Regions from separate parts of the Homo sapiens genome. Here region 1 is linked to region 2. The links are chromatin loops, found by intact Hi-C in ENCODE. Cell type or tissue: sigmoid colon. All regions are shown on one strand. Each heading gives the region's core, and the rest is flanking DNA. Links, peaks and the distances in the headings are about the cores only.

What was found. A loop is a pair of places that touch in the nucleus more often than their neighbours do. Peaks named below come from ENCODE experiments on the same cell type or tissue, not always from the same donor. Only the 100,000 strongest peaks of a DNase experiment are listed, where the experiment ranks them.
Region 1: it touches region 2 in a loop (10-fold over the local background); 2 of 110 quality-filtered maps call a loop at or near these places.

Annotation. Positions count from the first base shown.
Region 1 is chr5:68,020,963-68,029,253 of GRCh38, forward strand. No RefSeq gene overlaps it. Among named protein-coding and RNA genes, the nearest start is that of LINC02219, 160 kb to the right of the region's middle. In sigmoid colon, for the core only: no CTCF peak of the experiment used is centred there; no DNase peak of the experiment used is centred there.
Region 2 is chr5:67,690,001-67,698,291 of GRCh38, forward strand. It overlaps the pseudogene LOC359819. Among named protein-coding and RNA genes, the nearest start is that of LINC02242, 47 kb to the left of the region's middle. In sigmoid colon, for the core only: no CTCF peak of the experiment used is centred there; a DNase peak (open chromatin) is centred at 4,331.

The DNA.
Region 1 (8,291 bases), core at 2,646-5,145, 330 kb after region 2:
TCTCAATTGCATTAAAATTTTTTGAAAGATCCAAAGGTCTGATAAAAGACACGGACATATGTATGTAAGAATGTAATATATGTATGTGTGCCTACATACCACACACACAGAACACTGCTTTTATAGAGGGCCTAATAAACTTAGCAAAAATATTTTAAAGCTGAGCACTGAAATTCCTTGTGTCCTCCTTGCTGACTTGCCCTTTCTCATAATGTTATTTGAAGTCACACAAAATTTGGTATTTCGGTGTTTCAGCACATTTTTTTTTTCTCTCAGTGGAAGGAAAAAAAGAAAATGTCACATGAAGACTTATATACCTCAAAGGCAATTCTGCGAACAGTTCTTAATCATCCCCAGTTTTCATCTCTGAGCCAGTCTTCTTGACTGAGGGGACTTATTTTTAGATAGTTGTGCATTTGACAGTTGAGAATCCAGCCACTCCACCCTCCTCCCCTACCTCTCTGCCAGATCCTGCTCAGTTGGGAATTTACATTTTCCGCTGTCCCCCTAGGATTTTTAATGATGTTGGGAATTAGCTGATGTGGAAAGCACAACCATAGAATTGGACAAAAACTGATGTTTGCAATGGAACATTTAGAAACTAAAACAATGACCATTTAATTTAAAACTGAGGCTTCAGGAATGAGAAATGAGCTATGAAGTTTTCACCTCCAAGTCACTAGATCAAGTTACAATTCTAAGCCCTAAGAAATATTAGTCCCCAAATTAAGTATCGGTTTAGAAAAATCAAGCACCCGACTTTATACTATAAGTCAATGGCTCTCAAAGTGTGTTCCCCAGACCAGCAGCCGCAGCAGCAGCAGCAGCAACCCCCACGAACTTGTTAGAAATGCACATTCACAGGCCTACCCTGGACCTACTGGATCAGAAACTCTAGGTGTTGGCAAACGCTATTGGGGAACAATATGAAAATAATTAAGTGTATCAGAAACAGCACTGCAACCGGTGTTTCAACGTGCCCTTGAGGTGATTATGATGCATAGTAAAGTCTGAGAACCACTGCTCTAAATAAGTGTTCTTTCATAAAGAGTTAAAACGTAATCATTGTGCTGCATCATGCAGTTGCATTTTCCACATATTTAAATAAGTGTAATAGAATATTTGCTAGCATTTGCTTTTCCTGAATTTCCCAACAGGCCAGACACAGTTCAAGAATTATCTGGCAACACAAACACCTTTAAGCACAAAGGTAGGGATGTGAGTGGATATGGAGTGTGTCTGCATGCACGTGTACATGCTTGCATTGGGCAATGGAGCCACAGCAGCCTGCCTCTGTACATGCTGGTGTCCACTGTAACCTGCAATTATTTCATTTGCTTAGGTTTGAAAAGTAATTTTTCAAAACTCTGCCTACCACCTAAAGACTTGTGGGAACACCCAAAAATAGATCTGTAAGTCCATAAATATGGTCCCATTAAATTCAAGGCAGCAAGTGAAAGCTTAATTTTTTTTCAGAGGAAATTGTGAATGCTGGAAAAAGCTCCCAGATAGGATTTCGAAGATAATCAACATAACGCCTTTGAAGAAAACCGACTTGAGCTAAAGAGACAGAAGCACTGAATCTAATACCCCATGGAAAAAACTCCATCATTTAAGTTTAGATTTAAGCATTTACTGAGCATCCATATGTGTAAGGATCTGTGATAGTATTTTACGCAGTGTGAAGAGCAGTCTTCTGATGGGACGGTACATCCCGACCTCCTTGGAAATATAATTCCCTTGTAACAGGAGGGCTGTTATGGCAAATGACAGAAAATCACCATGAATTTGCTTAAGCAAAATTTTAAAAAGAAAAAGGGGAGGAAAGGAAGAAGAGAAAGGCATTGAGATTGTATTGGCTCATCAAACCAAACTTTGGAGAGATTAAGGCTGGAATATACATAACAAAAGTTTAGAACCAGCAACTCAAACAACATGCATCTACTTCTGTTATGGTTAGTATTACTCTATTTCTCTCTCTTGTTTAACTGCTTTATTGAGATATAATTTGCATGCCATACATCTGACCCACTTAAAGTGTACAATTTAATGACTTTAGTATAATCACAGAGTTTTGCACCTGTCATGATAATAAATTTTAGGATATTTTCATTACTCCATAAAGAAACCTTTCACCCCTTAGCCATCAACCCTCCCCAAAACCTTACCATCACTCCCACTTCTAGGTAACCTCTAGTTTATGTTCCATCTCAACAGGTTTGTGTTTTCTGAATATTTCATATAAATGAAATCATAAAATACATGATCTTTTATGACTGGCTTATTTCACCTAGCATAATGTTTTTAAAATGCATCCATGTTGTAGCATGTGTCAGTAATTCATTCCTTTTAATGACTGAATAATATTCATTGTTATGGATATGCCAATTTTTATCTATTCATCAGTTGACAGACATTTGGGTTACTTTCGCTTTTTGACTATTAGAAAAATTGCTGGCAGTACTTTCATAAAACAGTTTCTCTAGGTGGCAGGAATCTAGTCATCACCAGTCCTATGTTCACACCAAGTCCCTAATAACTTCCCAATCAGAAGTAAAATCTTCCCTACAGATTTCAGATTGAAAAAAGAAACAGGTGGGCCTGTAATCCCAGCACTGTAGGAGGCCAAGGTGGGCAGATCACCTGCGGTCAGGAGTTCAAGACCAGCCTGGCCAACATGGGGAAACCCCAGCTCTACTAAAACTACAAAAAGTAGCTGGGTATGATGGCACATGCCTGAAATCCCAGCTGCTCCAAAGACTGAGGCAAGAGAATCGCTTGAACCTTGGAGGCAGAAGTTTCAGGGAGCCAAAATTGTGTCCCTGCACTCCAGCCTGAGCAACAGAGTGAGGCTCTGTCTCAAAAAAAAGAAAAGAAAAAGAAACAGGGAGGAAGTATGTCTAGGCTGACTCAGTGCAACTCTCGACCAACTTAACTAAGGGGCCAGAGAGAAGGAAGCACCTAACAAGACAGCCACTCCTATTCAGATCACTTGTTTAGAGCGGATGATTGTTGTTTCCTGAAAGGAGTAAGGGGTAGCATAGACATGGTTACTATGGAAACTTTTAGTTGGGCAGCTTCTTCCATTTTTGTCTAGCTCTTTTCTGCATATTCCCTGTACCTCAGGCATATGAAGTCGACAAACTTGACATCTTGAGATGTGAAACCATAAAGCTACCAGCTCTACAGTCCTTCAGAAAGACCCTAGAGAGTTCTCAAGAACAAAGTACATGAGGTGGGTCCAGATTTAAAAGCAAAGAGAATACACAACGTAAAAGGAATTCATCCAGTTAGTCAACTATCAGATATTTATTACTTATTTATGTACTATGAGTTAGATACCATTGTAGGTAACAAAGCAAATAAGATCCATGAAATGATTTGGGGGCTGAAGTGATCTTGCTAAGAATTTATTTTCTTTCTTGCTCTTTCTTCTGCTTCTCTTCTTAACTCATGGTGGCCTGTGAGTGTACAGGTTTGACACAGTGGGCCTCAGGGTTTTAAAGTTGTGAATTTTTTCCACTGTCAATTATCCAAGTTTGTTCTCTTCCATGGCATCAAAATGCAACAAGCTCTTCAAGACTAGGCTTTGGACCAGGAGAGAGAACAAAGAACTCTCAAACCTGGAACAAATCCATGCTGGAAAACCATGCAAAGGTTACCAGTCACTAGGGTTTTTGTTTTGTTTTGTTTTTATCAAAGGTAAGAATTGAATTTAGGAGGAATTTCAAGAAGTTAAAGACCTTAGAATATGTGGTTCTGACTCCACACTGTTGCATTTCCCTTGGGACTCTGTCACCACCCCCATTATTCCCCTGAGAAAGAGTCCTCTTTAAAAGCCTGGATAAGCTCAGACAAAACCTTTAATAAATGTGAGTTGGCAAATGCTATTTGGGAACAACATGAAAAAAAGTAAATGTATCAGAAATAGCATTGGCTCTGAAGCTCATCAAAACTGTTGTAGCACTTCCTATCTGTGGGAGGCTGGAAAAGTCATTTATATTCTTTTAAATTCTTTTTTCTCTTCTGGAAAATAAGGGTAATAATACTTATCTTGGGCCAGGCATGGCAGCTTCTGCCTATAATTCCAATGTTTTGAAAGTCCTAGGTGGAAGGATCACTTGAGGCCAGGAGTTTGAAAGCAGCCTAGACTTCATAGCAAGACACCATCTCTACAAAAAATACATATACATTTTTCATTTATATATAAATAATATATAATATATAATTGTATATTTTAAATATATTTTTATAATATATAAAATATATATATATATTTAAAATATGTATTTTAGTCCCAGCTACTCAGGAGGCTGAGGCAGGAGGATCACTTGAGCCCAGGAGTTTTCAAGGTTACAGTGAGCTATGATCATGCCACTGCACTCCAGCGTAGGTTATAGAGCAAGACTCTATCTCTTAAAAATAAAAAAAATAAATAAATAAAATATAATACTTATCCCACAGGCTTATATTGAGGGTTAAATAAGATTTATTCACTTGACAAACGTATACTGAGTGCCTATTAAGTGTCAGACACTGTTTTAGATATAGCAATACATACATACACAAAAATCATACCTTTATGGAGCTTACATTCCAGTAAGGGAAGACAGACAATGAGCAATTAAATAGATAGAAAATTTGGGCTACATATATTTTACTTAATATTTGCTGCTATAACAAAATACCTGAGACTGGGTAGTTTATAAAGAACAAAAATTTATTCCTCACGGTTCTGGAGGCTGAGAAGTCCAAGATCATAGCACCAACATCTGGTAAGGACTTCTTACAGTGTCCTCACATGGCAGAAGAGCAGAAGAGAGCAAACCCAACCCCACAAGCCCTTTAGATCGTGGCATTAATCCATTAATGAGGGCAGAGCCCTCATGACCTAAACACCTCTTACTAGGCCCCACCTCCCAACACAGTTGCATTGGAAATTAAGTTTCCAACACATAAATTTGGGGTGACATATTCAGATCATAGCAATGTGTGTAGCCATGTCTAAGAAGAAGAAAAATATATATATACATATAATAATTAAAATATATATATATAATTACTATCTGAAAGCCACCTGCAATTTGTAACTGTTGCTCAAGAATGTGCTTTTGGAGGAAGTTGACGCTTTTGTCTGTGAAGAGCATTTCAAGGGGGATTTCATTATCCAAAGGAAAAGGCCAAATCCCATTTCACAACTAAGACATTTTGGAGAATGAGGAGCTAGACTTCTATGCACAATAATTAAGACATTAAGACAGGTCTGGGACATTAAGACAGGTTGAGGGAAACTTGGCCTAAGTCTAGTGAGTACAGAGTTGAGGGAGTGGGGACAGCCCCTGACCAGGGTAGCAGACTGGGGCTCAGGAGGAAGCAACCAATCACTGATCCTTTGTGAAGGAGCTTGGTTTGTGTTTCCAGGAGTAGGAATGTCTGATATATAGTCTGAATTTTCCATCTTGGCATTGTAATTGTCTTCTGTTATTCTCAAGCTATTTGTAAAGTTTTATCATACATTAAAAATTGGTAGGTAGTAACCATGCTTTCTGAGAAAAGGAGAAGAGTATTTGTTCATACCAAGAGTGCCTCAGGGTGGGGAGAAGCCAGAGGGCATTACAGAAATCAAAAAGTGTGAAGAGAAATGCCTGAAAGAGAAGTCTAATGTGAGAGATGACAAAAGCCAGATCAGAGGACTGAGGGTGCATTTTCTAGCAAGCACAAGATTACTAAGAAAGGGGAAACTCAGGAAGATGAGAACCTGTGGAATGGAGCATCGGGTTACATTTGTTGAGCATTTAAAAGAAACCCCAAAGGCAAGAGAATTTGGGAACTTTATGAGCACATATGTAACACTCTGGACACATAGTAGACACTCAATACATGTTCATTACCTTCCCTTCTTCCTTCTTCTTTATTTACATGATAAAATCATAAGAAAAAAATCAAAGATGTGAGAAAATATTCACCCGTCAAGGTAACGTGGAGCTACCAGAGTTAATTTGGATACAAGGCAATGTCAATTCACAATGTTTATAGAAATTTTCAAGGATTCTTGCTTCCTAACTTTCATTTTGCTGCCCCATGCAAATCCTTTTTTTCTTTTTGATACGTAAGAGTCAGTGTCCAAACATCCTTTTCTTTGTCCCTGTTCAGGCTTCAAGTGAATTCTCACTGGTCAATCACTTCAACATCTCAGCTCAGTTCCGGTTCCTGGTTGTAAATGTCCTCCCTCCACATAATTAAGCATTATATTTGATGACTTGCCTGGTCTTATCTCTAAGACCAATCTTGCTTTTTAAATACAGGATAGCCTGACCATATGACCTGTATCCAAAGAATACTTCAGTAAACACAACCATACAGCTAATGTGCCAATAACACTATTATCGGGGTGGTGGTTCCGATAGAGTGTAGTGAAAATTATATTTTCTTTCCCGGTGCTTCCCTTGGCTCTTTATCCTTCATTTAAATGTTTCTCAGTGAAGCAGCACAAAATTTGGTTTCTCTCCTTTCCAGTATTTCTTTTTCTGCTCCCTTTGGTTGTGAGTTACCATTTACAGGTAAGACTGGAGATGGAGTTTGGCTATAGTTGCATAATTTCATCTGTTTAGCCTCATCACGAAGCATGCTGGAAAGATCTTAAACGTGGTGCACATTTTGCAGGCTAGTAAATACCTTGTGGTACTTTAATTTACTTTATAGCTTTTTTCCAAGCCTGGTGCTTGTCTGCAAGGGAAGAGTCAGCTCTTCCTCTAAGTGACGGAAATAAGCCATTCTCAAGTAGAAGGAATGCATATTTAAATTTATGATAGCTGAACTTGGCTGCAACAGCCACATTCTTGTTCTGCTTGGAGCTTGGCAGGCCACCTAATACTTGTGCTTGGTCTGTAGACGAAGGAACTCTTTATTTTTCTTTGTTGGGATCTTACAAAGCTCAAAAATATATTTTCATTTGAGACTTTGATAGACCATACAAAGATGATGTGAACAGTCAAGTTTTGCCCAGCCTGACAAACCAGTGAAAAGAATGTATTTACAGTTTGTTTATGTTTCACTGCCATAAGACCGTCAAACATTTTCTTTATACAGAGGCTGATTTACAGTCAAACTCTAACAGCAAATTATTTTATTCTAGACTATCTGTTCAATTGGTTCAGTATAGAAGTCTGGTTTTAACAGAAATAATGTTTTTAAAAGCATATAGGCCCACAGTATAAGTGGTCTAGTTTAAAATCCAGAGATATTGCATTTATTTGGCTCAAGTCCACATCCTAAATCCTGGGGCAGAGTAGTGAATTAAACCAATCTTTCCTTCCATCTACCTCCACATATTCAAACACACTCACAAGAATGTTATCACAACATATCAGGAGGAAATTTTATTATAAGAAACACATGAGTCATCAGTATTCTGCAACCTGTCAAGATAGACTGTTTTTTAGACTTTAACTCATTTAATAAGTAGTCATTTAAACATCTATTATGTACCAGATTCTGGAGATACATGTAGTAGCAAGCCAAAAGACAAATTTTGTATAATCCTGGAGCATTCTACAGGGAGGGCAGGGAGTGGGTGTGAAGCAGGAAGGCAATAATCAGATGACTATGTAATATAAAGTTAGCTAGCGGTTACAGCTTGGAAGAAAAGTTAGTTTCCACAAGAATCAAATGGGCACTTGTTTAAAATGCAGATACGTGAGTCCACCCACACTGAACTGGAGTATTCATTCTAACACCTCACACTGTAACCTGGAAAGTGTCTCCAATGCTACTTCCAGTTTGGTGGAAGTCTGGTTCATCTAGACAGCCCTGGCAAGGGAAAGTAAAGCACCGTCCATTGCAGCCTGCCCTCCACATGGTCATCTATGCTTAGTGGGTAATGATTAGTCCGAACTGATGATCAACCAGTAGACTTTCTACCAGCCCCAGGCAGCTGCAGCTCTGTCTGAGACAGCAAATGCCTCTGGAAGTTAACTATGCCCTGTGCCCACTCATAAGGTTGCTATAGGCAGGGGTCACTTTAAAGAGAAGAAAGCAGAAGATGTTAGAGAGAAGCATTTATTATAGGAGGTGGGGAGGTGGGAAAGGTCAGTTAGATTCTCCTCCTAATAACACATGACCCAGATGTCCCAGATATCAGATCTATCCCAATCAAATGACAAGGTTTCTTGAAAGGGAAAGTAAATAGCCTGATCCATTATGTGAGCCTCAAATGGTATATGAATGTGCGAGCAAGACAGAAAGAGAGAGAGAGTAAAAACTACAGAGCCTCTTTAAGAGGGAGCAGCTTG
Region 2 (8,291 bases), core at 3,145-5,644:
GAAAGTTATTAGGCAGATGCACTTTGCTTTATCAGTTTAGTTTGATCTTCAGTTACCATTTTATGAGATCTTTCCAATAGCTTATCCCATATCGTAAAACGTGCTCTTAAGTGAATGGGTAAAGACAGACCCTGGAATCTTCATATAAGACTTGGCTGGTTAGGTTGAAGATTGTGAACTGCTGACACTTCATACTGGAAGCAAATACTTGTTCTTGGAATCAGAGGGCCCTCACTCACATCAATGAAATTACCTATTCTGTGTAGCTTGACTATTCTCTCAGGGTTCTGAGATGCCTTCTTTTCTGTGAAATCTGTTTTGTACTTGTGTTGTAATATTTCCAATGCCACTTTTGCTTCAGCATCCAGAGTTTGAAATGAAAGATCTTTATAAATTAAAGCATGAACGTCCTTTGTGAAGGAACGTAGGTTCTCTTTTGCTCAATGTAGAGAGTTACCATTTGACACAAGAATTCCACTCCTAGGTATACACCCAAGAGAATGAAAAATATAAGTTTACATAAAAATTTGTGCATTAATATTCATAGCAGCGTTATTCATAAGTGCTCAGAGATGTAAGCAACCCAAATATCCATCAACCAATAAATGGATAAATAAAATGTATATTCGTACAAATGAATATTATTATGCAGTTAAAAGAAACGAAGTGCTGATGCATGCCACAATGTGAATAAACCTTAGAAACATTATGCTAAGTGAAAAAAGGCAGACACAAAACCAAAAATTTTCTGATTCCATTTATATGGAATATCCATAAGAAGTAAAGCTATAGAGACAGAAGTAGATTAGGGGTTTCCCCGAAAGGGAGGAGAAGATTGAGGAGTGATGGCTTAGATGGTTTGTGTGTTTTGGGGGGGTAATAAAAATGTTCTAAAATTTATTGATTGCACAATTCCGAATATACTAAAATCATTACATTTTATACTTTGGGTAAATTTTATGGTATGTGGATCATACCTCTGTATATCACCATTACAAAAAAGTAAATAACAAACCTCACATATATCCATCTACTCAAAATTCTGGATGTCTATCTTAGAGAAACATTTACATATTTTCACCGTAAGTTTCATACAAAGAGATTCACTTTTTGTGATTTAAAAAATAAAAACAACCCTTCAATAGGGAGTGTGAATAATGTGTGGCAAATCTGTACCATGAAATACTCCACTTTTATTATAGAATATAAGAGACCTTTCTCTATAACTCAGATAAATCTTCCACAATGTTGAGAGCAAGTTGTCAAAAAAACGTGTAAAGTATGATCCCATTTATGAAAAAAACTACGTCTTCATATACATGCATATATAAATGAAAAAATGACTGATGAATGTATATCAAACTATTAACAGTAGTTTGTTCTGAAGTAAGAACGTTGGTAGGTTGATAAGAAGTATAGCAAGAGAAGTTGGATGGGGTAACCACACTTCACTCTATAAATTTCTGTATTGTTTGCATCTTTTTTTTTTTTTTGAGATGGAGTCTCACTCTGTTGCCCAGGCTGGAGTGCACGGTTGTGGTCTCGGTTCACTGCAAGCTCCGCCTCCTGGGATCACGCCATTCTCCTGCCTCAGCCTTTCGAGTAGCTGGAACTACAGGCGCCAGCCACCACGCCCGGCTAATTTTTTGTATTTTTAGTAGAGATGGGGTTTCCCTGTGTTAGCCAGGATGGTCTCGATCTCCTGACCTCGTGATCCACCCGACTCGGCCTCCCAAAGTTCTGGGATTATAGGCGTGAGCCACCGCGCCAGGCCTATTGTTTGCATCTTTTCAACAAGAAAGTATTTATGTGTTACCAGTACAAAATAAAAACAAAAAGAAAACAAAATACGATGAATGTTAACACATGGACCAAGTTCCAAGGCAGTTCATACCATCAAATTGTGGTAATGAACTTGTGAGCTAAATGAACAATAGTATTGGTGCAGGATTAATACGTTCTTCACTACCCTGTTAGAGCAGAATTTTATTTTACGGTAGAAGAGAGATGAGATGCTTTGACAAATGTTCTGTCTGGTACATGTTCAGGGCTTTGTATTTGTTATTTCTTCTGCCTGGAATGCTCTTCCTGCAAATATCCACATCCAACTCTGCCCCCTCCTTTAGATATTTACCCAAATATTTTCTTCTCAGCCAAGTCCTGCCTGCCCACCCTGCCAAACTTCAATGTTCATTCCCCTCTTACTCCTCATGACCCTTCCTGCTTAATTTTTCTCCATAACATTTTCAGCCATCTGACATTCTACTGAATCCACTTATTTACTTGTCTAATGTCCATCTCTTCTTAGTACAAGTGAAGTCTATGAAGGTAGAAACATTTGTCAAGTGTTTCAGAGCTGTAACCCTGGAGCTAGAGTGAAAGCTAGCACATAATATGTGCTCAATGAATCTTTGCTGAATGAATGAAAAAATAATTTAATAATAGCATTTGAATCAAGAGCTATTGACATAGGTAGGATAAGAAAAGGATTGTATCTCTGAATTCTCATCATCAAATCTCTTCCACCGAGCGAAGAATTTAAAACCTAGACACAGATGGCCTCAGGAAGATTTTCAGATTTTCTTTTATTGACCAAGACCTTTTGCCCCCATTCACCCACCATTCATCATCTAGATGCACAAAGAGGAGAAACATGAGGACAGAAATGCCATTTTCCTTTCTCTCTTCTTCTTGTCAAGCTGAACTAATCACAGAATCACAAAGAAATCTGAAATTTTTGTATTTAAAATTAGCCATCTGAGTGTTCTTTCGATGATCCCAATTTTGTTGGCAACATCCAAAGCATCATAGTCAAGCCTTTTTTTGTTCATCAGGCCTGATCAGTGTGTTGATCTTGGCCATGTTAGTGTCATGAAGCTTCTTCACAGCCTTTGGAACTGGTGCATGTTGGTTTTGACATCTAAAATGAACACATATGTATTGTCTTCCCTATTCTTGTCTGATTCAAGTGGAACATGATGGCAGAGTGATCAAGCTTGCTTCTCCTGGTGGTACTTTTCTAAGGACATTTTGCTGCCTTAAAAGCTGCAGAGTCTTGGGCCACCAGAAGTGGAGTAGTGTGAGGATCTTTTGAGTATGGTTGTGGATACTTTTCTGCACTGCCTTTTTGGCCTTCAAAGACTTTGCTTTATCTTGACTTTGGGAGGAGCAGAGGTTTCCTTGTTAACTTTCAGGGACATCTTGGTGAGAAGTTACATTTTTAAATTTAGTTCTTCATCCACAACAGGACTATTAGGATTTATTATGCAGAACCAGTTTTAGAAGACCAAACACAGAGAAGAAAGAGGTAGTTAAAGCGAATTAACAGCAAAACCACCTAAAGGAAGAGTGCGCGTGGGTGAGATGTGAAGCATTTATTCATCAAGAGTTAGAAAAACTGATTTCTTCCTCCAAAGAGCAACAGCAATTTCATAACAACAGAAAAGAACATAGAGTCATAAAACTACAAAACACTACCATTTAGTCTTATATTTTTTCTTTGTCTTCTCAAATGCACTAATTTAGGTATTCCAAAATGGGTGAAAGATACATCTCTTTGTCACTGTTTAAAACTCCACAAAGAGACTCTGAAATCCAAACACTGCATGTTCTCACTCATAAGTGGAAGATGAACAGTGAGAACACATGGTCACAGGGAGGGGAACATCACACACTGGGTCCTGTCGGGGGTTGGGGGGCTAGGGGAGGGAGAGCATTAGGACAAATACCTAATCCAGGTGGGGCTTAAAACCTAGATGATGGGTTCATAGGTGCAGCAAACCACCAGGGCATATGTATACCTATGTAACAAACCTGTACGTTCTGCCCGTGTATCTCAGAGTTTAAATTAAAATAAATAAAAAATTTTCAAAAAATTTATAGTTTAGTGGCCTAAACTCTTTAAATCTGATTTAAGTCTCTCTTGTTTCAATTTAAATTCAATGCCTCTTCTATAGTTCTTGGAGTAAAGAGAGAGACTGCCCTTCTTGGGAAAACAGATTCCTCTGCCCAAGCAGATCTACAACTGGTTAGGGTATGGCTGCACATAGTGTGCTTTATACTGCAGTGCAAAACACTGCGTTCCGTAAACATTTCTAAGAACTATTATAAAGTATTAAGGCTGCTCTGCCAATCAGATTCTAAGTGAGCTGAACACTCCTTACCCTCTCATAACAGAGTACATGTTGCCTGCAGCTCTGGCTGTTAAAAGGACAGAGCAATGTTCCTAAACAGATTGGGTGGTGAGCAGAGGTCCCGTGATTCACCCCTAAATTAGTTTTAACTGACAGGTTTTGGAAGTGAGGCTGGCTAGGGTCTGGCTGCGTGGATACCACGTGCTGCTCTGTCCAGTCCGAATTGCTCAGAAGGAATCTTGAGCTGTGTGATTGGGTAGGGTGGGGGTGGGCAGCTCAAGAATGTGGGGTTAAAAATAGGAGCAATGATTTCCAAAGTCCTTGGCCAGCTGTGTGGAACCTAGTGTCTCATTCAGTACATGTTCCTTGAAGGCAAACTACCAGATCAAGTTTGGAGAGATTGTTGTTTGAGCTGGTTTGTCCTTTGGGTTTTGTACAACTTTGAAAAGAACAAACAAGAAATTGGTGTTTCTCTTTCATACTCAGTCTCATTCCATTCTCTATTTTATTGGATTCCACTGTGTCAGCTGAATAGAAGAAATATACAGCCCTTGTCTCATATTTCCATAAGCACATATTTTACTCATACTACAAAGTAGTAATTATTCTCATAAAATAATGATGTAATATTAATAAAGATGAAATTTTGTGATTGACACCAACAATGGCAAGATAAAGATTATTTATTATTGCTATTATTGAAGTGTTTCGTATTGTACTCTTTGTCCAAGGCTTCATAGATAATTAAAATTCATGGACTGCACAAGTGTCTCATGAAATGTGTTAGATTGTTTTCTGATATGCAAAAATGTCCTGACATGGTTTGTAAATGCGTACTGCACATCTCCAGCCAATTACCATACAAAATGCAACTATTTCTTTTTGTCTATCACTGAAGCCTGAACAGACAGCATTAGACTCAACTGCATAATTCTGGCCTAATTTTCGTGTCTGATACTGTAGTGATGTTGTGAGGCATTGACTTAACAACAGGAGTAAATGTTCTTTTTGAATACATATTTTTTTCTTCAGCCTCTTTGGAAATATGCCTACATGAAGAAGCACTCCTTCGGCCTCTTCAGAAAAATGAGCATGTGTTTACACCCCTTTTGCCCCCACCCTTTGTTTTCTCTTCCTAATTTGTGATGATTTTGATGGGATGAGGGTTTATGCTGGCAAAATTCCAAAGGGTGGACAAATTGGGCTGTACTTTCATTAATGCAAAACTGAAAATATTGCTAAATTATTGTGGCTAATATAATTTGTGTCTGCTCAGGCTTTGTATTAGTTTGCTAGGGCTAGTATAAGAACCACAAACTGGGTGGCTTAAACAACAGAGACTTATTGTGTCACAGTTCTGGAGACTGGAAACCCAAAATCAAGATGTCAGTGGGATTGGTTCCTGCTGAGGGCTGTGCAGGAAAATCTGTTCCAAACCTCTCTCCTGGCAGTTTGCTGGCAATATTTAATGTTCCTCGGCTTTTACATCTCTGCCCTCTCTCTTCATATGACATTTCTCTGTGTGTGTATCTATGTCCACATTTTGCTTTTTCAGAAGGACACCAGTCATACTGGATTAGGGACCCATCTTACTCCAGTATCTTAATTAATTACATCTCTTAATTAATTACATCTGCAATGACTCTATTTCCCATTCTGAGGTACTTGGTCCCATTATGGGATACTTGGGATTAGGATTTCAACATAAGAATTTTGGAAGGACACAATTTAACCCATAACAAGCTTCAAATAAATAATAGACTCTGTAATTCAATGAACATATATTGAATTGTAGGTTCAAAAATAATGAAATAGAGAAACTGATTTTTAAGATTAACATGATATTTGCTTTTCAACTCCCCCAGAGGAGTTAAAAGTGGCTCCCCCAGAAGGACTCTTATATCTTGATTTGCCAAGCAGTAGGAAGAAGAGTTATAACTAATGGAGTGAGCCTCGCTGTTGGCAGAACTTTAGTCCAGCCTTTCCTAGTTCAAGATATAAAAAAGACTTTTTATATAGTGAAGTTTTCAGTGACTTCTATCACTTCTTCCTTCACTGCTTCAATTGCTTCTGGTAAATATACAAGAGCATGTGCTTACTTAGAGGGGCACAGCATTTATTGGGGTTTGACCTGGCTCAATCACAAAGTATATAAAATGAGCCAAGGACCTTTTGAGGATGAATTCAAAATCCAGTGCTTGTCATCTTCTAGACCCTAAAAAATACTGTAACAGAGTAGTGGGTTGGTTAGTAAGTGTCCCATCGAAAGGCATGGCTGACCAGAGCCTTATTAGTTATTATAAGATATATAGACTAAAGAATCCAGAAATTAGGACTAGAACTGCTCAAGAGAAGGTAGGAAAGGAAATGTATGTATTTGAGATACAGGAGAGAGGTTCAGTATAGCAGGCAGAATATAGTATCTGAAAAGGCCTGGCAACAGATAGCAGGTGGCATGCCAGGATAGCACTGGGGGGCCCAACTTGAAGACACAAGGGTCTGTGGTAGAGCTTGGCCCTGGGAATCGGGAGCAGATGGTGATCAGAAACACAGGCAAGCAGTTGGGATCTGAGAAGTCAGAGCCAAGCCTCAATGTTTCTTAGAATTTTGCTCTCAAATATGGTATAAACCCTCCTTGACACTTTTCAGTTCTTAATATGTTGGAGGCATTGATCTTTCTCTGCTAGAGTCTTATCACTGTGACATTGCTCTAATTCTTCTCAATTTTCCTGCCTCCTAACTATTTTTTTACTAAATCCATTCACTTTGTGTTTCAGGGAAAGAACGGTGATCTTAACGAAGGCAGATTCAGTAGTGTGGTGGGGTTATAGATGTGAACTGGAGTTGGTTGAGGAGAGATTGGAAGATAAGAACAGGAGAGTCTTACCATGATGGGAAGCAGCCCACCTGCACCCACTCTTGAAGTCATGTCATCTTGCTCCTTCTCTTCCAATGTCATCCATACTTTGATGACTCCTCAATTTGTATCTTCAAGCCTGACTTCTCTGCTGGACTACAGACTCCTATTTCCAGCTTGCTGGAGCTCTCTACTTGTACGTCTCTAACAGAGTCAACACTCTGCAAAAAAGCCAGAGGGATTTTCTGAAAATGTGAAGTAGAGCATGCCATGTTTTACTTAAAGCCCTCCCATGACTTTCTAAAATGCTTAGAATAAAATCCAAATTCCCTATTATGACCTCCAAGACCCCCAGTAATCTTCCTCCCTAATCTCACTTCTATGACTTTATAGTTGTTTCACTGTTCTCCAGCCAGTCACACTACTAGTCTTCCATTTGTTTATTGAGCAAGCCTCATGTGCTTCTCTGATTGCAAACTTGCAGTTCATTCTACCTGGAGCAATCACCCACCAGATACTCACTTGGCTTCCTTCTTCTCATCATCCATGTCCAAGCCAATAGGTTACCTGGTCTTTAGAGTGGCCTTTCCCAAAGAGATAATCTGAAGTAGCAAAGTAGCATCCATCCACCCAGCCAGTCACTCTGTCACATTAAACTGGTTAATTTGTTTCACACTGCATATTGCTATCTGAAATTTATCTTGCCTATTTCTTACAACTATGTTGCCTGTTTCTGCCCCCAACTTCCCTTCTCCAAATTCAGAGAGGAATAGAGACCATGGGTTCGATTTTTTGCTACACATGCTTTTCCAGTAATCAAAGTAGCATCAGTACATAGTAGGGACTTGATAGACATTTATTGAAAAAGTGAGCAAAAGTAGGTCCAAAATTCAACCTACTGCGCTGGTGCAAGCCACCACCTTTTCTTGGGTCAATTACTGAAATAACATCCTAGTTGGTTTTCATTCTGCTTTTGTCTCCTTCGGTCTATTCTCAACACAGCTCTCAGAGTGAACTCTTTAAAAAGGAAGTCATTAAAAAAGTAACCACTCTTGTGCCTAAAATCCTCCAATGACTTCTTATCTCAGTGTGAGAGCTGGAGTCCTCATATCCCAATCTTTTGCTCCCTCTCTGACTTCACCTATTATTTTCTCTCTTCCTCATTATACTCCATCTACACCGACCTCTTCAGTGTTCCCTGAGGACACCAAGAAGCTCAGGGTCCAGGAATGTTGCACTTGCTGTTCCCTCTGAGTGGAATGCTCTTCTCTCAGATATCCATATAGCTGGCTCCTTCACTT